2 separate regions of the Homo sapiens genome follow, and region 1 is linked to region 2. Evidence: read pairs that join two places in POLR2A ChIA-PET (ENCODE). Cell type or tissue: Panc1. All regions are shown on one strand. Each heading gives the region's core, and the rest is flanking DNA. Links, peaks and the distances in the headings are about the cores only. Region 1 has its middle 180 kb from the start of EPS8. Region 2 overlaps EPS8 (EGFR pathway substrate 8, signaling adaptor).

Region 1 (11,576 bases), core at 2,289-10,288, 85 kb after region 2:
CATCTTTGTAGCTTCTAGCTTGATTTTAATTGATTTTGTTGCCTTCACTAGAGGTCTCATTTCTCTGTATGGCATATAATTTTTAATTTGATGTCAGACATTGGGAATTTTATCTTATATGTTGCATACTTTTATTTTTATAAAATATTATTGAGCTTTGTTTTGGGATACTATTAAGTTACTTGGAAATAGTTTGATCCTTTCTGATCTTGCTTTTAAGCTTTGTCAGGTTAAACCAAAGCAGTATTTATACAAGGGCTAATTTTATCCCACCATTAAGCAAATCCCTTCTGAATATTCCACCTATTGTTCCACGAATTATAATGTCTTTCACTTTGGCTGGTGGGAATGAGAACTATTTCTGATCCTGTGTCAGCTCTGGAAATTGTTCCTTCCAATTCTTTCAGGTGGTTCTTTTCTCAGCCTTGGGCGGTTTTCTCCTATGTATGCCCTTATCAATACTAACTTGAAGAATCTATGGGGACCCTGTGAAGATCTGTGGAGCTCTCTCTTTGTATAGTTCTCTCCTCTCCGCCACTCTGTCCTGTGAACTTTAGTTCCCTTGTCCTTCTCACACTATCAACTTGTCTTCTCAACTGAAGGGATCTGGAGTCCTCATGGTCTCCCTGCACTATAGCTTAGAAACAATCTTTTTGTTTTGTGTGTATTTTTTCTTTTTTTTTTTTAGAGTCAGGGTCTCACTAGTCTTAAACACCTGGCTTCAAGCGATCCTCCTGCCTTGACCTCCCAAAGTGTTAGGATTACAGGCGTGAGCCACTGCACCCAGCCAGAAACAATCTTTAGGCAGAAAGCTGGAACAATTGTAGGATTTCCTCATGCATTTATCTTTCTGTGATGACTGGCATTCATTGCCTAGTGTTCAATATCTTGAAAACCGCCCTTTCATATATTTTGTTTTTTTCAATTGTTTCAGAGTGGAGGGTAAATCTAGTCCATCTGACTCCACCTTGGCCAAAAGTGGGAGCAGTTTCACCTTGCTTTTTAAAGCATATTTTCACTGTATACAAAATTCTAGGTTACCATTTTTAACTCTAGCACTTTAAAAATGCCATTTCATTGATTTTTGGCTTTCATCGTTCCTGATGACATGGCAGCCATCATTCATGCTTTTCCCTTTGGCTTTTTTCAAGGTTCTTTTTGGTATCTTTCATTTTCAACAGCTTGATTATAAAGTTAATGTGGTTTTCTTGGTGGTTTGCCTATTCAGGGTTCATTGAGTTTCTGGATGTATGAATCAATGTTTTCTCATCATTAGAAGGCATTTTCCTCTGATATTTTTTCTCCTCTTTTCTCTTTTTCTCTCCTAAGCCTCCTATTACATACATACATATTAGGCCATTTTATATCATCCCCCAAGATGCCTGAATCTCTGTTAATTTTTAAAATATATATGTTCCCTGTTATTTAGATGCTAAAATTTCTCTCAATATTCAGATTCACTAGCTCTTTTTTTAAATCTGTGATCTTCTCTTTTCTATTAAGCCAATCAAGAAAATTTTTCATTTCAAGTATTGTGTAAGTTCTAGAATTTACATTTAGTTGGTTTATACAGCTTCCATTTCTCTGCTGAGACTATTTGTTTACTCATAAAATAATATATTTTCCCTTAATTCTTTGAACACACTTTCTTTTATTTCCACAATGCACAAAGGCTACTTTGCAATCTTCATCTGCTAAGCTTAACATTTGATCCTTCTCATGCTCAGTTTCTGCTTATTGCTTTCCCCACTAACATTGGTCCTATTGTCCTGTTTCTTCGTGTGTGTCCTAATTTTTTATTATATATTTAACATTGCAGATGGTATGTTTCAGATATTCTAGAATATGTTATCTTTCCTTGAGGAATGTTTATTTTTGTTCTAGCAGGGAGTTCAATACCAGCTGATCACTTTAGAATTGTATAGGCTTGGTTTTATGCTCTGTTAGAATGAATTATAGAAAGCAAAATGTTTTTTGCGAGAGCCTCTAACTTAATGGGACTCGATCTAAAAACTCTCCTTTGCAAATCTTGTCAGGGCATGGTTCTAGGCTTTGTTTGTACCTGAGAAGAGCAGCTTTTACTCTAGGCTCCTTAGTTCTAAGTTCCTTTTTGCATTTTGGATGAATACCCGGGATATTTTTAATCTTAGCTGAATTTACATCCCAGGTTGTTAAAAGGTGCCGAACAAATCTCACTTTTGCTGAGCTGGACTGCCAATGTCCCTTGCACAGCTACCCTGGTAGCTCTAGTCCACTCTCAGCCTTGTAGCAATCACTGTTTGGTAGGCCTCGGGTGATGTTGCCTATGCCAAGGATGGGGGGTGGATCTACTTACAGATTTCTGTGGCCACTCTGCACAAATCCGTCCACCCTTGTGCCCCTTTTTAGAAATTTCAGGCACTTCAGGTGAACTGAATTCTGGTCTTTGCCTCTTCAGTTCAGTGGGACTATCTTGTTCTGCTTGAATTATAGCTTGCTGCTCTGAGGTTGCAGAATTGTCCCCAGGCGGAGAGCCGACAAGTTTTCCTTATCCCAGATATGATAGTCTCGTACTGCTTGTAAAAGGGGACCAATAGATTTTATCTCTTTCCCTCTCCTTAATAGGCACTGGGTCATGGGAAGCTAATGTGAGAGGTACTCTAATCACTTAAAACTCTTCACACTTTTCTCTAAGAAAATTTATAGGAAATATGGGATTCACTTGTTTTCTAAAATTAACTTTATAGAGGCTGCACTAGGGCTTGGGTGGAGATCTCACCAGGTCTGAGTCTTCTCACTTTCTTCTCAATGCTTGCATAAGGAAGGTGGAACAACATTAGAAAATTGTAGAGAGCCCATAAAGGAGTTTATATGAAGACTGGTTGTTTCTAAGTAGGAGACAATGTTCATTTAATAAACATTTAGCACATGTTTTCTTTTAGAATTGGATATTCAAGGGAAAACCTGGACAGGGTCTCTGCCTTCAAGGAACGCACACAATCTAAAGAACCGTTGCAGTTTGCCTTATTTATCCCGGAATCTAGTTTTACTGATTTCTTAGGACAAGATTACATCCTAAAACTAGCAGTGCTGACTTCCCAGACACTGTAATTTTACGCTGTGACACTTAGTTTTTCCCAAAGGGCATGGCCTTAACTTAGTAACTAGCATGAAAGATGTTCAGAGGGTTGTACAAAGGGCCCTTAGGAATGGATTGGGCAAGGAAGGCATTTTATCTTCTGTAATACCACCTTTCTCTTGCATACTTATTAAAAAAACTAAAATAAAACATAAAATACTTATAAAGCCATGGTTGCTGCAAGTGACTTCCAGAGAAAGGGTGCATTCTCAGCAGTTCTGGGTTCTATATGGGAATTTCAGTTTGTATGACGTGTTTCTTTTTCCCCACGCATTCTCTCTCCATCATCTTTGTTCCCCAATCCCTTCTTTTCTCCTCCATTTTTAAGACCTACTCCCACATCATCTCACAGCCCCTTTACTTGCCTCTTTGTTCCTTTCTATCCTCAGTTGAGGACAGGAAAAGAAGCCAGTGTTCTGAGAGCAGTTTTTCGGGAAATGCTCAGTTGTTTTTTGTTTTTGTTTTTATTTTGAGTGGGGGGCGCACTTGGCAGAACTATCTTCTAATACCCAAATGTTCAGATTTATCTCATCACGTTTGTGAAAGAAAGGTTAAAAAATGAAAAGTTAGTATAATTCTGATAAGATAGCATTACTAAGAACTACACAATTAAACGTGAAGGTGAATTGGAGGAAGATGTGGCTATTACGTGCTCTGAGAGAACTAAGGTCCCGGATGTGGATTTCTGTATGAACTGGTTATCTTAACAGTTGAAATGCCTTCGAAAGAGCTTTGGGCACATCACCTTGAGCTTGGTGCTGGAAGGAGGTGTGCGATGAGCCAGGACTGCTGAGGGGCCCAGATGGTCCTGGTCCAGGCGGCTCTCACGGCTCTTTCCTTCCTGACTGTAGTCCCAGGCAGTTGGCCCAATTCCTGCTCCATTTCTGGGCTGCCTCGGGTGGGAAAGCTCTGCATATGGAGTAGAATATAATTTCCCCATGTTCAATCATTCCTGTTTCCTCCAAAAATGAAATGAAGGCCCTTTCAGCCCATGGAAAAATGGAATAAAGCACACATGCATACACACACACACACACACGCACACGCACACGCACACACAAACTGGCCAGAAATTGAAATCTCTAGATCTTTCACAGTTTGTCCTGTTTCATTGTTTCTTACTCTGAACTGGTACCATATGACAAGGCCTTCTGCCCTCCCATCTATTCTAAGGAAAGGGAAACAGGAACTGAATTCATGTGTGCTGAGCACTTTCACATATATCCCACTTTATAAGAGAGGAAATTGAAACCCAGATAAGTTAGGTAGCTTGTAAAAGATTACAAAGTGGACAACTGAATTTGGACTCAATTTCTTGGACTTCTATATATCATGCAAACTTTTTTTCTCTCATGTATTATATAGGTCAGTGTATACAACAATTTAAGCAGAAAAAGCACTTTTTTAAAAAATGAAATTTTATATAGTATGCCTCCATATAACACAGGTAAAATCAGCACTGAAGATGCAGAGAGGAGTCCGGGAGCTTTATTTGGAAATCTCTGGACCTTGGAACTCCAGGTCCCATGAAGGCCCTTGCGGGTGGACATGAAGGTAGACTGGACAGTGGTTGTTCCAGGCAGCAGTTGAACCAGGAGATATAATTCTCAGTTGCAAAGGTCATTTGCATCTGTGGGGAATTTCAGATGACTGACCACCTCCTCAAAGCGCTATTTTGTTTAGATAGAAAAATTAGCTTTGGACGTTCTCTCATAGGTCCACATTTATGCTTTGGAATCGACATTACATAAAATACCAAGAAATCAGGGCAAAAATTACTGGATCTTAGTCTCAACCCTGCTCGTAATAGCCAGGCCCAAACTAGGAGTAGATATACATTTGCTTCAAGTTAATCTGTGGTGTGGTTTATTCAGTAAACACAACGACAGTGTCCTCTCCAGCTCTTAGGAGGTATGTGGGAAAAGGATTGATTTGTCTTTCACTAGTGAAGGAACCTAGCAGCAGAGCTATTGGAACATAGGCTAAAAGAGGCTAAGACAGGTGCCATGAGCTGTTGCTAGCTCATAAAATATAGCTCTTCTGAGATCACACCACTGCACTCCAGCCTGGGCGACAGAGCGAGACTCTGTCTCATACACACACACAAAATACAGCTCTTTGCAAGGTAAGCAGGTCATGGTGTTAATAGCCTGTAGCAACCTCGTATCTTGCAGTATATAAGTAAGGGCGCACTTTTTATTAGGAAAACAGCACAGGGAAGTTAGTCTATTGCCTCATCTCCAAAACCAATCTTATTATAGGATGGAATTTGGAAGTCTGGGTAATTTGTTTCATTTGCATTGCAGCAAATGGAAAAAAAAAGAATGAGAAAATGACTATTGTTATACCTTGGTGACAGCGCAGTGGATTTACAGAACGCAAATTAAAACAGATATCTGAAATTGCCTGGATGCTTCCAAATTCTTTTATTATTTTTTCCAACTGAGTTTTCCACCCCAATATGTGACATGTATGTGCAAACAAAACTTCTGCCTCTTTTTTTTTTTTTGACGGAGTTTTGCTCTGTCGCCCAGGCTGGAGTGCAGTGGCGTGATCTCGGCTCACTTCAACCTCTGCCTCCTGGGTTCAACCGATTCTCCTGCCTCACCCTCCCGAGTAGTTGGGACTGCAGGCATGCACCACCACGCCCAGCTAATTTTTTTATATATATTTTTAGTAGAGACGCATTTTCACCATACTGGCCAGGCTAGTCTGGTGTTGAACTCCTGACCTCAGGTAATCTGCTGGCCTTGGCCTCCCAAAGTGCTGGGATTACAGGAGTGAGCCACTGCGCCTGGCCAAACCTCTGCCTCTTACGGGAGCTGCTGACTCCAAGTGTGGCAGCACTTCATGGGTTGGGTTGTTACTGCTGCTCTGGGAGCTGACCTTGTGTAGGGGGCATGCTCATGCTAAGGGCGCCCATGTGGGACTGAGAAATCAAAGGGGCACACTCACTCTGTAGATGTCTTGGTACTGAAAGGAGTAGGTGGGTTTGGTGGCCTAAATGCACTAAGAGAGGGAGAGATTTGGAAATTTGAAGAATCATACTGCATTTATGCTATGCTGACTCTGCCAGGTTTTTGGCCGGTGCTTTACACAACCAGTTATAAGTTTTACCACAACTTGAAAACGTAGATATTATTTTTTTATTGTGGGAACACTTAGGCTGAGAAATAGTAGGTGACTTCTCAAGGCCACACTGCTAGTCAGCATAAGAGCACAGAGTTCTGTGACTCTGAAGACTATACTTTCTCAATTATGCCATTCTGTACCCTCAGACCACCAGGCACCATGCCAAGGGCTTTACATTTAATCCTCAGTGCAGCCCTGTGGAGGAGGCTCTTATTATTGCCATTAACAAACAAGGAAACCAGTTCACAGAGGGATTAAGTGGTGCTCACAAGCGGTGTCTGTTCACGCCAAGCATCTCTTCTTAACTTGACCCAGGCGTATGTACATATTAAGGTTTGTACAAATTGGCTGTCTTGTCTTAGAAGCAGTCAGCTCTCTAGATATAGTTTTAGTGCAAGGAATTTGTGCAGATTATCTGTACAGCTGCAGACATCTTCATGGAATGTAAATTAGGTGCTGACATTGCTTTTCTGGGAAACCCGCTAGCATAGATTACATACACTGGACATAAAACACACACATTGGTAATACATTTGCTAGTAAAGAATTGGAAATCCAGGCCTGGGAAATCCAGGACTCTTATCTGGAACACTAGCTTCTGCTTTTGCATCAAATGCCTATGACACAAGGTCATCCACATTGGGTCACAGACTATACCTCTTTTATATTCCAAGGTCTGTGACTGTGAGGGTAGCTGCCAGGGGAGGGGGTTCAGGTGTCACCCTGGAAAAACCCAGTCAGTCTAGGTCAGATACCAGCTTCAGATGCTCTTACCAAGTCTATTGAAGACTATCAGGATGGCCCTTAGAGACTGTGGGAGATTGGCTTGTAACAGGGTGGTATGTAATGTACTAAACTATTCCTGGTATTGTTTTCAGATCCTTACACATGTTATCTTCTGATGCCCTATGCAATGGACTGAATTTGCCCCCAAAATTCATATGTTGAAATCCTAATCCCTAATGTAATGATATTAGAAGGTGGGGCCTTTGGGAAGTAATTATATCATAAAGGTGGAACCTTCATGAATAGGATCAGTGCCCAGATAAAAGGAACCCCAGAGAGCTCTCTTGCCTTGTTTCTGCCATGTAAGCATACAAGAAGGCAGCTGTCTGCTACCCAGAAGAGGGCTCTCACCAGAACCGACCATGCTGGCATCTTGATCTTGGACTTACTGCCTCCAGAACCGTAAGAAATATTTAAAGCCACCTAGTTTATGGTGCTTTGTTACAGCAGCCCTGACTAAGACTCCCTATGTGAAAGCTACCATCAGGATGTCATTTCATAGATTAGATGACTGAGTTATATGTAGTCAGGAGCAGAGACTTAGCTCAAGCCTCTCTTCAACCACAGTCCCTTATTCTAAGCCCCTCTGCTCTGCTGTCCTGCTGGACCCTGTCCTGTGTCACTTCCCAAGTTCATTGGTTAAGGGGCAATATGATCTAATTTGGTTTTGGACATGAAGGAACCTTTCTAAGACCATCCTGTTTTATATTTATAAAGGATGTAGTGGTTACAGTTAACTTTTTCTAGTTTAAACTGCCCTTTGAACTTTTTGGTGCTCTTAGAACTGAACAAAAATATTTCGTGTCAGCTGGCTTTGAACTGTGACCATGGCCCTGGAACGCACCAGGACACGCACAAAATGTAAAGGATTGGGTTGCCCAGCATCACTCCAAACACCAAGCCTCATGGGCTCCTGTATGTGTGAGCTTTTGTTGATGTGAAACCACTTTGGGGTATATTGTTAATAGGAATCCAGGAGTCTGATTCAGAGGCAATGGCCTAGTGTAAGGGTAAGAAGTTCTAGTGGGTGTCCTGAGTCATGGTCTTATGATGGGGTGTGAAAAGCAATGACAACCAAAAGATCAGGAGAGATCTAACCTGGAGGAAAACAACTTATAAAGAAGAATTCATATATTTCTGTTAAAAAGTTTATTTATTAAAGGAACCATTATTGCTTTTGTGGCCTTTCCTGAACCCTTGTTTTGCATTGTGGGTTTACTTTGCTCTGCACTGCTTCATCTTTAACTGTCTTCTGGGAATTTTACTGGGCAGTCACACACCATTGCTCTGAAAACTTCCTATTGTAACTTAGATGGAACATTGTTGTAAAGGTTATCCTTGTGCTGCCATATTAGTTAAGGGCAGGTTGATTGCTGTAACTGACAATGACCAAGTTTCAGTGACAATGCAATAGAAATCTATTTCTTGATCACATAATGGGCCAATGCTACCAGATATCCCTGCCCCAAGTGGTGATTCAGGGACCCAGAGTCCTCCTATCTGTGGCACCACCATCTGTGTTGGGGTAGAGGAGAGGGAGAGAGAGAAAGAGACATACACACATTCACAGTCACACACACACAGAGAGAGAGAGACAAGAAAGAAGAGGGGTGGGGGAGGGTGGAATGGAAGGTTGCTCCTGGGTAATTTTCATGGTCCAGAGGCCAGGAAGCACACATTCCATTGCCCAGAACTCTGCAAAGGGTCTTGAAAAGTAGTCCCAGTATGCTCTGTTAGGTTTGCAGTAAGAGTAAATCCACTAGATTCTGCTGAGTGATACATGAGCTGGAGCTGTTTGTGGACATCTTAAGAGAAATGGTCCCCTTGGAAGGTGCCAAGAAGAATAGGTTCAGAAGGCAGGGTGGGAGGATTAGTCATCCATATGGGCCCCAGTGACTGATGCATACTGGGTGTTTCATGTTTGCTGAATGAGCAATGAATGTTCCTCTTTAGTATTGCTTAATGTGGCCCTATAGTTATTAGTACTTTAATATAGTAGTATAGTGTTTCCTGACCCTTCTAGAAAAAAAAGATCACCTATCCTTCCCTTGGACCTATATTGGATACTTTTTGTGTTTCTATCACGGTGTCTGTTACACTTTGTTGCCCTTATTTTTACTTCTGATTTCCCCTATTAGAATGTAAACTAGAAGCAAGAATCTTGTTGCATCCATCTTCATAGCCATAGCCCCTTCTACGGTGCCTGGCATGAAAGGTTCAATAAATAAATGATTTTCTTAGAAGGTTAGAGATTTACCATTTCTCAAATTGAATGTCTGCCCTCTATATTAAACACATTACCTGGAGATGAATCTATTAATTCCATCCTACTGCACTTTATCCATGCTAAGTATGAACGAGAAACAGCATGAAGTTGTGGGGGAAAAGGTTTAGGGCTGGGCAGAGCTGGCCGGGAATCCTGCTTCTGCCACTTTCTAACCCTGTAGTTGTAATTTAACTACGCTGCCTCTTCACCTTATTGTCTCTCAACTTCGTCACCTGGGAAATGAGTATTCTCACTTCCTAATGATGTTTTGAAGTTGAGGATATGAACATAAAGGGATTAGCACATTAGAAAGAAACCCCCATTGCTCCCTGAGTCAGGTGCCATCTCCTTTGCTGCCAAGTGAGAAGCCAGTCCGGTATTCAAAGCAGCCACAGAACCTGATCTTTTTTTTTTTTTTCCAAGATGGGGAAGTAGATTTGGGCTTCAAGCCTATGCCCATGAGGGGCACAGACTCATACATTCTTAATATTAGTAAGGTCCTTGGATGTGTAAACAAAAGAAAAAATGCTTTGCTACCTTAGAAGCAATTCCTCCCTCTAAAAGTGTTCTGTAGAAAAGAATTAGCCATCCACCAGGAACACGGTGGAGGAGACTCTTGTTATGAGCAGGAGGGCAGGACTAGTTTGGTGACTCTCATCAAGCAAGAGCGATCATGTCAGGCTTTCTAGTGGTTTATGAGTAAAAAAACAATGAACATTTGTTGTTTCTGTTATATAAGCCATTGAGGAAAATATTGAACATCATTAAATATGATGGCTGGTGAGTATGTCCAGAAGATATGTTGACGAAGTTTTGGAAGATATAAATAAAAATGTTGAAAAAGACTTGGCTAAGGCTTTCTTGAACATTCCAACAACAGTATTAAAACTGATTATATAGCCTATTTTTAAAAGCCTTCATATTTGTGCTTACCATAGGGCCTAGCATATTGCAAGTGGTCAAGAAACCTTAGATGGATTGATTGAGTGATTCCTACAATATGATTAGATAAACACACATTTGTTGACTGAGTGATTCAATAAATGACTTCCTTTACTCCAGATTTAATAGCCCCAGTTTTCCCAGGTTTTGTTATCATAACCTGTTATTTCTCCACATTTCCGGTGGTTCTAGTGACAATGTCTGGACAGCCTTCAGTCTGTTCATGACCCTCCTGTAATGCAACTCCCAGAGTTAAACCTTATACTTCATCTTTAATCCAGTGACCCACCAGGAAAAGGCCTTGTGATAATCACCAGATAAAACTAAAAGCAAAAAATCTTACTGTTCTGGAAGGCCAGGGGTCAGAGATGTCACAGCTGAAATTTCCTTCAAATGGTTCCAAATGAGGCTATTAAAAGTCAGGGGTGGAAGTCTGCAGGTTTTGCATGTTATATTTTGTTGCTTTATAACCCCTTTGGCCAAAGTGAATGTTATAATCAGCGATGGGCATGACTCTCAGACTTCATCGCTGTGCCAAGTACCAGACTAGAGATCTGTGAGCTAGGAAGCGAGCCAGCTATTTGAAGCACATTACATCAGACATTTCCTGAGGTGTAAAGGAAGGCCTCCTTGCTAGAAAGCAGGGAGAATTTTGGCTCTTAGAGGTTGGACTCAGTAACTTTAACTCCTTGGCTAAGGGCCAATCCTCTAGCAAGCAGCTATCAAGTAGCCTGCAGAAAATTCAAATCCAAAGCATCTGATCCTGCTTTGCCTGTTGACACCACAGCCTCATTTGAGAGCTGTGTCACCTTTTTGGGAGTAGGAACAGCTTTTAGGAAAGGAGAGACATTATAAAATCTGACATTAAAAAAAAGTAGTAACTTTTCTAGTTTTACATTTTGGAGGCAATGTTGTCTTTACAGTGGGAAATTGTAGACCCCGAATTAAAATGCTTTTCCAAAAAATGCTGTCATCCATCACTTTTTTCAAGTTAAACGAAATCATCATATGAAGTAATGGATATACTGCTGTCAACTATTACATTTATTAATTAGATCCTAATGGTAGTTTCTCAATTAACTTCATAAATTATCTTTTGCAGCCAAGGAATTTGATCTCAATAGCCCTCAAGGCCTGGTGTGGTGGCTCACACCTGTAATTCCAGCACTTTGGGAGGCTGAGGTGGGGGGGTCACCTGAGGTCAGGAGTTTGAGACCAGCCAGGCCAACATGGTGAAACCCTGTTTCTACTAAAAATACAAAAAATTCGCTGGGCGTGGTGGCACGCACCTGTAATCCCAGCTACTCAGGAGGCTGAGGCAGGAGAATCGCT
Region 2 (11,576 bases), core at 1,388-9,387:
TTAAATATGAAATATAATAGGCTCAATTATTTTTTCCATTGGAATTAACTTTTCTTCCTTTATTTTTTAATGACTATGTAAGCAGGTAAACTCTCAAGAAGAGAGTTTCATACTACTTTTATAGGCAACTTGAATTTTAAAACTAATGTACAAATATCTCTGCTTTTGTTTTGGAGTAGTCCACGAATAATTTGTTCCCAGCTGTATCAATTTAAATGGGCTTCTCTTTGGGAAAAAATTAATAAAGAATGGATAAAGTAGTGGTTATTTACCTAAGGATGAATTCCAGGTTTTATTTAGGCACCTAACTCTGTTATGATTTAATTTCTAGAAAAGCAATTAAAGCAAGAGCTTTTCGTGAACAGTAATGTCTGATTTAACTGGGGTTATTGCCTCACGTCCATGCTTTAGCGTATTGTTTTTTCTCTGGGATTTGAAAACAGAATTTGTTGTTATAATAACAATAGGTAGTTAAACATATACTACCAAAATACCAGCTGACTTTATCAAATGTAAATTTCCTTCATTTTTTTTTGTGTTACTTTCACTCTGGTTGTTATGGTACCTTTGTTTTTAGTATAAACTTGTACTCATATTTCATAGTCCACCTGAACCTCTCAAGTTCACATTAGAGGTGACTTGAATTTTTCATCTGGGTTTTTCATTGACAAATATTTCTTAATGTTTAGACAATGAAAATATGCTACAGAAAAATGGCAGACTAAGCATATACATTTGTTTCATTTTTTGAAAAATTTTACTTGAAGTTCTGGGATACATGTGCTCAATGTGCAGGTTTGTTACATAGGTATACGTGTTCCATTGTGGTTTGCTGCCCCTGTCAACCCATCACCTAGGTGTTAAGACCCGCATGCATTAGCTATTTGTCCTGATGCTCTCCCTCCTCTTGCCCCACCTCCATCTGACAGGCCTTGGTGTGTATTTTTTCCCCTCCCTGTGTCCATGTGTTCTCATTGTTCAGCTCTCAGTTATGAGTGAGAATATGCAGTGTTTGGTTTTCTGTTCCTGTGTTAGTTTCCTGAGGATGATGGCTTCCAGCTTCATCCACGTCCCTGCAAAGGACATGTTTTCATTCCTTTTTATGGCTGCATAGTATTCCATGGTGGTATATGCATTTATTTCACTTCCTCCAAATAAAATAACAGTAAAGGGATTTTTAAATGCAGAAAGCCAGTGAGACAAAGGGACTCTATAAAGCCTGTGGATAATTGTGATTAACCTAGAAGTCCTTACATGCTGAAACCTAAGCTACTATTGAGAGACATTGAGAAGCAACCTTATTTTCATTTCAGAACCTCCAACTGACTCAACAGTGAGAGTGAGGCTAAGAATAGTAGGATTTATTAGTCATGTGTTTAAAGTGAACTTGGATCCCAGATGCCTCCTCACACTCCAGTAAAACCAGTAGTTTATTCTGTGGAGAATGTGAACTAGAGAACTCGGTTGGGGATACCAAGGTACAGACAGAGGGTGAAAGATGAAATGAAATGCTTAGTAAACAGTAAGACAACCCTGGCTGACTTCTTCCACTTATTGCCAAAGTTTTGGCAGTCAGCTTTACATTCTCTAAACATGGAATGGGAAGATACTTCCTTGGAGAACCTGACTGATCTATGCAAAAGACCGATAGACACTGATGGCTGGGGTCTGCCAGCAGGACTTCTGTGCAGTGAAGCCCACTTGTTCACAAGCCCCACCCATGGACACTGACTTTCTTGCCACCTTTTTAGGGCTTCATCTTCAATATGAGTAATAACCAGTAATCACCTGATATTTAAAGCAATTCAGAAGCCAAAACAAACCTAGCGAAAACAAGGAAATTGTCATAAAGAGACAATGAAGGGAGAAGAAAACTTAAAAATATTATCATGGATATTCTCAGAAAGATCAGAGAATATACTGTAATCAGAAAATAAGTATAGACACTAAAAGAAAAGGAAGCTTTAGGTTCTAAAAATGTACTCCTGAAAAATGGAACTGATAGAAGAAATAAGAAACTCAAAATGTTTTTTGAATATAAAGAAGAGGAAGCTACCCAGAAAGTAGAAAAAAAAATTACAAAATGAAAAACAAAAGAGAAAATACAAAAGTAGAGACTTAGACCAGGAGGTCCTACTCTGAGCAACTGAATTTTTTAGAAAAAGGAAAAGTATATATAGCAAGGAAACTATCAAAGAAATAGCAAAAGAAAATTTCCCGGACTTTAGGAAAATGATTTTCAAGTTTGAAAAGGCCTATTGTGTTTCCAATATGCTGAATTTTTCAAAAAACACCCATACTAATGTATAGCACCATAACATTTCAGAACATCAGGGGTAAAAATGAAGATCCTAGACTCCAGACAGAAGAAAACAGACAGGCTCTATACAAAAAATTGGGAGTCAGAGTGGCCCCTAACATTCAGCAGGGGTCATTGAAGACAGAACCACAAGGGCTTCAAAATTATGGGGCAAAAAAAAAAAAAAAAAAAAAAAACCAAACCTCTTTCAATCTACAATTTGAAACCAAGACAAACGGTCCATCATGTGTAAAGGTAAAATAAACACATTTTTCATCATATACAGTTTCAAAAATGTACATTTCTAATGCTCTTTCTTAGGAAGTCCCTGAAGTATGTGCCCTACCAAAATAAAAAAGTAAAAGCATGGAAAGAGGGAGGTCCAGGATCCAGGAAGTAAGGCTCCAAGACAGGGGGAACGTGAAGGGGATACACAAGGTGGTGAGGAATGTGGATCCCGTGATGAAAGCTCTTCGGAGCCTTAGAGAGTAATCAGTTCAGAGTGGAGCAGTCATATATCTGGGAAAGAAGCCTGCAGAAAGACAGAAATGTTAGAGTAATGATAGAATGGGTGGTGCTTCAATGTATTGAAAGGAGGGCTCCACTTCTGGTGGTGTAAAGTAATAAAATTAACGAGGGGGACATAGGATCACTAAGAGTTGGGGGGAAAGATAATTATTAACAAACAGAAGACAAATATATAAAAATGGAAGGGTATTCTTAGTATACTGTGAATAGCATTTACATAGATTCAATAAGTAAACACTGAATTTTAGTCTCACAAAAATGTGGTGTATCTGTAATTCGTCCTCTGTGATATGATTCTCACTTCATCTCCAACCTCATCCCTCATAACTTCCTGCCAAACTGCTGACAGTTTCCTAAGTGTCCAAAGCCATCTCCTGCCTTTGCTCTTCTCTTTTGCCTTCTGGCTTACTCAGCTCCTGCATCACAGCCTGTGAAGGAAGGCAGTTATGAACCGAATGTCTCCCGCTTCCAGCCCTAGGCGCAGGCCTTGCATACTGTCTTTCTACTTGCCACATTGTACTATAAATGATCCTTTTGATGTCTCTCTGCCCCATTATACTATATATTTCTAAAAGTCATTATCTTTCTTTTTTGTTAATTTTTTTTTATTGGTAGAAATGGGACCTTACTATGTTGACCAGGCTGGTCTTGAATTCCTGGCCTCAAGCAATACCCCCACCTTGACTTCCCAAAGTGTTGGGATTACAGGCATAGTAAATCACTGTGCCCAGCCTCTCTTGCCTTTTTTGGTCTAGTCATTCTTTCAGGGAGATTTTATCCTCTAGATCCACCCCTAATCTAGTTGCCCTTGAACTTCACACTTTGCTGTCTTCTATTGCCTATAATGTGGTCTTTTCTTAAAGATGCTTTTTCTTTCCCCTAAAATTTCTTTATAAGCAGTGAAGCTTCAAGGAAAGTTTGTCCTAGCTTTTCTGTGAGTTGGATGAGGTGCTAGAGATTTGTTTTCTTAGTAGGATTACCTACTGACAATCTGGCTTGTTTTTTTTATATTCAGCCAAGTGTAGACAGTTAGTGGAACTGACTTTTTTGTTTGGTCTTGACTCTTCTTTATTGCATCACTTTCTAGCAGCCTATTAGGACTGCCTCTATTCTTGAAGATAAATGAAAAATACTATTTTGAAAAGAGTGCATTTTTATCTTTGTGGGCAAAATGTTAAGAGGCATAGGATAATAGGAAGAAGGAACAGTTAAGAATTGAGGGTTTTAACTTACCTGCTTAGTCGTGAACTTTTCATAGACATAAAGTTATACATTTTGCTCTTGATACAGTCTGATACCTAGAAAAGTATACAACGTATTCTGTTAGAAAGCAATTACATTCCCCCATATAATCATTCTGCTGGCCATTGGATCTGTAAAACCATGTATTACTAAAATAGAGCAGACAAATTGAAACAATGGATAATCCTTGATAAGATATAATACCTCTGTGTTCCCTTATCAAAACAATCAATGTTAGAATATTATGGCAGGCAGGAAGAGAGGAAGTTGAGATAAGAAATAGTGACTATCAATAAAATATATGAGAAGTAGTTTGGGGGTAGTGTAAGTATGTGCATTATAATACACTAGAAAGATTTAGTTAACCTTTAAAAAAATAGAATTCTTATGCTTTTTAAAGAGTCCCATGTGGTTTAACAATTAAGTTTTTACTTGTAGTAATATTCGGGAGATGTATTTATGATTTAGAGAAGTGGGATGAATCAGTACAGCAGTTGCCTAAAGATACCATTTTCCACTTCGTATGTTGTAAGCATTTATAAAGATATATTGTACACTTTAGAAAAGATTGATCCTCTTAAGGAGCTATACGGAAATGCAGTGAGTCACCTGCAGTATTTTGTTTGCTGCTTAATGTCCTTTGCTCTAGGTGATGCAGAGGAAGGTAATCATGTGGTGACAGGGTGGTTAAATATTAAAATATTATATCTCATCCTTGGGTTACAGCTCTTCTTGCTGTACCTGTAATGTTTTATGATTTACTATTTTTAGATGCCATTTAATACACCAGAATGAAATTTGAATTCAGGCGTTTCAGTCTCATTAAAGATGATATTACCAATGTTTCTCTTCTCCTGGTCCACCTCCTTCCCCAACTCCCAGCCTCTGCTAACTACCATCCTACTTTCTACTTCCGTGAATCCAACTTTTTTAGAGTCTGCGTATAAGTGAAATCTCTGTGCCTGGCTTATTTCACTTAACAATGGGTACACAGTTTCAGTTAGGAGAAATAAGTTCTGGTGACCAATTGCACAGCACAGTGACTATAGTTAATACTAATGTTTTGCGTATTTCAAAATAGCTAACAGAGAGGGTTTTAAATGTTCTTACCACAAAGAAATGATAAATATTTGAGGTGTTGGATATGCTAATTAGCCTGATTTAATCATTTCATAGTTATACATGTATCAAAGCACTACATTGTACACTATAAATATATACAATTATTATTTGTCAATTAAAAACAAAACAAAACTTTTAAAAAAGATGTTTTTAGAGTATGTTTTTCCATCTTCCCACCCAGCTGGTTTATGTCAGGCCCTGGTAGGTCTTTTTCTGTTTGCTTTTGTAAAGTATGTTGAGCTGTACTAATTTAGCATGTGGTGCTGTTATGGAAAAAGGATATTTAGCATTAAAAATATATTTAATCCTAGTTTTCTCAGTAAATACTCTTCCTTTCCAAAAACTAGCATTTTTAATACCTTATTTTAAGAAGAGTTGATTAGAATAAAGAATATAATTGCACATCCGAGCAAATAAAACTGAAAACTTTTGGCAAGCACACAGTGGTCAAACTATCACACAATGGTGTAACTTACTGAAAAAAAAAAAGGGATATAAGTCAGTCAGATCAGAGTTTGAGTTCTGCTTCTAATTTTAGCTTCTTCTGTTACTGAAACAAGAAAAGTTCCTTTGTCCCCCTCGCAGGGCATGCAATGTCGGTGTGGCTTGTTTCTTCAGTGCCCCGCTGCTCAGACCTCTAGGGGAGCATGCAGACTGGCAGGCTGTGAGGTTCCAATCCCACAGCAGTGTCTAGGAGTGAATGTTTACAGATGAAGCCCCCGTGGGCGAGTGTTACAGGGTGCTCTTTTAGTTTTGCTGTCTATAGACAGCTTGTGTTAACCAGCTCAATTAGATCCTCTACCTTATTGCAAGGACAGGGGGTTTTCTGTATCCTGGGGTTATTGCCTTGGCGTATGGGAAGAATCGGATCACACGTGGGCTTAGAGAATGAGTGCAGGGTTTTATTGAGTGGAGGTAGCTCTCAGCAGATGGGGGAGCCACAAGGGAGAATGGTTTTCCCCTGGAGTCCGGCTGCCCCTGCTAAACTCCAAATTCCGCGTCATTCTGCTGGTTAGTGGCCTGCAGCATGCTAGTGCCTGTTGGTGTGTTCCTCTGCCGATGTGCCCCTCTCAATGTCCAGCTGCTTATGTGCCTGCCTGCTAGGTTCTCAGGGTGTTTATAGGCACAAAATGGGGGCGTGGCAAGCCAGGCTGGTCTTGGGAAATGCAACATTTGGGCAGGAAAACAAAAATGCCTGTCCTCATCTAGGTCCATGGGGGTGGAGCCCTAACCAGTGACCCCGCCTTCCTCTACCCAGCACTTCCTTTCCCCACTTCTGTATTATTTAAAGGGACCACTCCCTTCCCTTCCGTATCATTACCACTTAGGCAAATGACTTAACCGCCTTGAGGCTGTCATCTCACCCATAAAATAGAGCCAATAACTAGCTGATAATGTTGTTTTAAGGATAAAGTGAGGTGATATTTGTAAAATGTCTTATGAACTGGGGGCTCATTAAATGTTTTCTTTCCCTTTCTCCTTTGTGTTCACTTCTGCCTATGATTTTACCTTAGATGCAAATAAGACATTACTTTTCAGTCATTCATGGTACTATGTGATTTTATTAAGCTTCAAAATACCACACAAATGGCAGTCTGTTTGTTTCAATTTCTTCATCTATAAAATGAGAATGAAGAATAGTACTTCCTTCAAAAACTAATGTCAAGATTAAGACAATAGAATGCATTTAGCATGATACCTGATGCAGAGTTAAAACTCAATAAATAGAAGTGATTCTTTTTAAAATTAGCATAGTTTCCCAAGTCAGTAAAATATCAAAACATTTTGAACTGAGATATTAGTAATTTCCATGTATAGTATAGCATCCAGTAGTACATGTGTGCTGATGATGTCATCATAGCAACTCAGGGAATAGACAAGAACTGGAGGGAAATATAATAGTAGTATTAGAATATGTCTATGCCTCTTTTCTTTATTAGCCCTTCCTATGAACACCATCACAATAGCAAACATAATTAGTGCTAAAGTAGTTCTTTCTAAAGTTGCATATTAAATTTTGTTATAAGTAGTTTTCTTCAGCCACTTGTTAACCAAACAACATTCTGATTTGATCATAGACTTTTCCCAAAATTATGTTCTGATTTATAAACAGCTTAAGAATTTTGTCATAAAGAAAGAGGAACTAAGTTAACTATTTTAAGTGATTTTATTGTGTTGACTTAAAGGCATAAAACTACTCCATTTACATTGATACTGGTGTTGAGAAAATACTGTTCTTCTATATGGTCTAGAAATTGTGATACCTTCACAGGCATTAACCACATTATTGTTACAAGAACTTAATATCCTTATTAGTTTTTTGAGTTTATTCACACATAAAAATTCTTTGTTAATTGATATTTGAAAAAATAGCATAGAAAAATACATGGTGCCGTCTTTACCAATGGTACTGGAAAGAGATATTAAAACGTGATTGCTCTAGAAGACATTGCAGGAGACAAAATGTGTGATGATTTAAGAGGTTTAAAGAAGATTTTTTTTTTAATGTTTGAAACAAAATCATTGTTAGACAATGTCACAAAGTATTGGTGGAAATTAAGTTTCACTGATCTTTTAGTGAAAATCCTAAGTAATGATAATACCCCCTCCCACTTGGTTGTAACTTAGACTGGGAGACATAAATTAAATTAAATTGAAACCTAGACATAGATGTTTCAATATCATATCCAAACACACAAAAACACACTTCTGTAGATAAAAAAATCTGTGATATTTTCTGAGAACACAAGTCATTTGAAGGACAGTTAAATATGCAGAGAGTTACTAATTATGTGGCAGCAAGATTGGGTAAGTAGTTTTCTAATATTGAGTCATGACTACATACTCATCTACCAATTTGAAAATTGATATGAGATGCAAGCAAGAGTAAAGAAAAGGAATCTAAAACTTATATTTGAGGATCTTAAAACCTTCTGATACAAATTTAATTTGCTGAGTTAACCTTATAGCCTTGTTTATTTCTTCTTAGTCATTTTTTATATATTCCATTTCCTTTCTTTTTGAAAATTATAGTGTGTTACATTTTTCATTCGCTTAACTTAGATCTTAAATTTATCATTTGTATCCTTCTAATTGCCAAAGAATTTTATTTTCTGTAGAAAATAAAGATAAAATTATAGTAACTACGACTTACTAAAAGTGTTTTCATAAGGAAATTGATGCTGTTACTTAAAATCAAATATAGCTGACCCTTGAGCAAATGCAGGGATTGGGGTGCTGACCCCCACTCAGTCAAAAATCTGTGTATAACTTTGACTCCTCTAAAACATATACTAATAGCCTACTGTCTACCTAAGATCATATAAATAGTTGATTAACGTATTTTGTATATGTATTATATATTCTAAAATAAAGTAAGCTAGAGAAAATACTTAAGAAGGAGAAAATATGTTCACTATTCATGAAATAGAAGTGGATCATCATGAAGGTCTTCATCCTTGTCTTCATGTTGAGTAGGCTGAGGGAGAAGAAGTGGAGGGGTCGGTTTTGCTGTCTCTGGGTGGCAGAGGTGGAAGAAAATTTGCTTGTAAGTGGACTCTGCAGTTCACCCTCCTCTTGTTCAGGAGCCAACTGTAGGTGGTAGCTATTATGATGGCTTTAGTGTATACTTTCAGCAGAATTATGTAGTTAGTGTGATTAACTGCATTTGTGAGTCATTAAACTTAAAAGCGATTAAAAAAACCTTTGTCTCTTTAGTTTTTAGGTTGCTTTAACAGTTTATAAAAATAAAAACACTTAATTTTTCAGTTAGAGTTGATCATTATTTTAAATTGTGTATATGGGTATAAACTGGGTATGTCTTAAAAGCCTAATGGAAAAAAAGACAAACATTTGTAATTGTTTCCTCCGCATGGTATACACTGCAATCGCTCAAATTGGGTATTTGAAAGCCTCCATATTTGCCACATGAGCCGCCGTGATAAGTGAAACTGTGATTGCCAAATGACAAAAAGTTTCTATATTTAAAATTCAATTTAGCAAATTGCCATTTTCTATCCCCTTTTCTAATGTTCTCTTATTCTAACAGATCACTATTTTAAAACAAAAGAGAGACCATGCATTTATTTGATTGTCATGAAGAATTAAACATGAAAAGATGAGATGCTGTGGCTATCACTTTTCATTAAAACCAGCTGCTGTGGTTTTAAAACGCAAACCAGATCAAAATCAGCACAAACCCTGGGGGTTTAATTTATATACTGAATGAACCAGCTTGCTTTGAAAGAACACTTCTTTTTTTTTCAGTTTTGGAAGAAACTTGCACATCTATCTCATTTCATCTTTACACTAGCACTGTGAGCTCGGAAGACGAAGAATTATCTCTATTTTACTGACGAGGACATTGAGACAGAGGCCAGAGGCTTAATTGACTTTCCTAGCCCAGTTAGTGCCAGGAATAGTGTTAAAATTCCAGACTATCTCTAGTTCCATAATGTTATTCCAGGCCTCTGTTCTGGCCCAAATTATAGAACGTAGCAATGATGTGCTGCAGTTGGATCCTTAGCCAATCGTGAAGAATTTAGGAATTTTGTAAGCTGCTGTTAAACCACTGACTGCTTGAAATTGGCCATGGTGGGAATATTTATACCATGGAAAACAATAAGCACTACAAATCAGGCCCTCTGCCTTGTCCCACCCTGAGAATTGGTTTACCAGCACACCACTGATTGTATCCAAGTGTAAACTGAAGAAGGAAAACAACAAAAATGGAGCACAGCAATGTAATATACATGTAATTTTATAAGTACATGCATGTATAGGGCAGAGGCCGATCTTTCTTTGCTTCTTAATTTATAAATGTGCTTTTAAGCAGTGGATAGGAAAGCTTAAATTAAAGTCCAGTGTTTTGAGGGCCATTCTTACCCATTTTTTTAAGAACTAGGTCAAGTCCCAGCCCTTCCAGAAAGTAATGACAGTCTTCATGGCCTTTTCCCTCTCCGAACTTCTAGCAGATTTAAAATAGAGCTACATATGTTGGGACTTAATTCCTTACTATTTGTTTTACATGAATTAACTTTGTTTCCCTAAGAATACAATAAACTCTTTGAAGAGTGGGACATGGATTTCCTTCTTTCTTTCTTTGAATAAATATTTAATGAACACCTATTCTGTGCCTGGTACCCTTCTTCTTATTTGAAAAGCAGAAGTCATCAAACAAAAATTCAAGCCTTTTGGGGGCTAAGAGTTTAGTGAAGAGTCAGGTATTAATTTAAGTAAAGGAAAAGTTATGAATGTGATAAATGCTTTGAAAAATTGTCTATAGTATGGAGAGTGTCTGATAGTGGGATTTTATCTATCCAGGACGGTCAGTAAAATCTTCCCCTGAGGACATTGTGATTGAACTGAGATCTGAAGAATGAGACAGAATTAACTCGAAGTGACCAGATCTTGAATATTATTTCTTTATGTAGGCTTTCTGTGCTCTTCCAATCAGAGTTAAGTTCTGTTATTATTTGCATCCGTGTTATGATGAATGTTCCCTTTGTAATGATAAGTACAACTTAAAATTTTACACTTATTCATTATCTGTTTCCCCCCACTAGACTGTTGGCCCTATAGTTGGGACCATGTCTGTTTGGTTCACTTTGGTGGTCCCAATATCCATCACAGGACCTGAAACTTAATAATCAATATTTGTTCATGCTTTCACCCCCTTGGCCCATAAAGCTGGGGTATGTCCTGCCTAACTCACAGTTATTGAGAGGACATAGTAATATAATATATTTGAAAAGACAAAATTCAGAAAACTAAGGCAGGATCCAGGATAGCTTAGTGACACAAACCCGGAGAGGACCAAATATCCAGGAGTGAAAAGAAACAAATTGGGTACAGCAATGTTATCTAGAAGAAAGAAAAGGCCATTCCATTTGGTAAAGAGGAAGTTTTACTAATTATTTGTCTTGTTTGAAGGAAGTTTGTTCAATCTGTAAAATAGATTTAAAAATGGTTTTTGAGGTTAAATATCTGATATTGATTTTTAAAGTTATTTTCTTGTGAAAAGTAAAAGAAGTGTGTAAATGAAAAGTTTCTTGAAAAAAGGATGTGTCCATGTGCATTTGTGCATTTGACAAAGCACATGTTGTCAAATGTGCTTTGAAGGAAAGAAGAAATAAAAGAAGGAAGGGAGGAAAGAAAACCACTTGTAGGCAAAAAGACTGCAAGGTAACTGTTACCTGGTTCTCTGTAAATGATAGGGCTCTGGGTGATACTTTTTGCTTTTGTACTTTTCTGTATTTCTCAACTTTTTAAATTAAATGAGTTTATATTACTTTTATAATGGAATAGTAAACAAAATAACATCTCATAAAATTGATAGTTGATTATGAGTTTGGGCAGAATGTAGAATTATGTCTATATGCTTTGA

What was found. Peaks named below come from ENCODE experiments on the same cell type or tissue, not always from the same donor. Only the 100,000 strongest peaks of a DNase experiment are listed, where the experiment ranks them.
Region 1: POLR2A ChIA-PET joins it to region 2 with 5 read pairs; 3 of 35 experiments call an interaction of 5 or more read pairs at or near these places.

Annotation. Positions count from the first base shown.
Region 1 is chr12:15,598,768-15,610,343 of GRCh38, reverse strand. No RefSeq gene overlaps it. Among named protein-coding and RNA genes, the nearest start is that of EPS8, 180 kb to the left of the region's middle. In Panc1, for the core only: no CTCF peak of the experiment used is centred there; no DNase peak of the experiment used is centred there.
Region 2 is chr12:15,683,240-15,694,815 of GRCh38, reverse strand. All of the region lies in intron 1 of EPS8 (EGFR pathway substrate 8, signaling adaptor), which reads left to right. Among named protein-coding and RNA genes, the nearest start is that of EPS8, 100 kb to the left of the region's middle. In Panc1, for the core only: no CTCF peak of the experiment used is centred there; a DNase peak (open chromatin) is centred at 6,325; H3K4me3 peaks cover 1,583 bases; H3K27ac peaks cover 4,470 bases.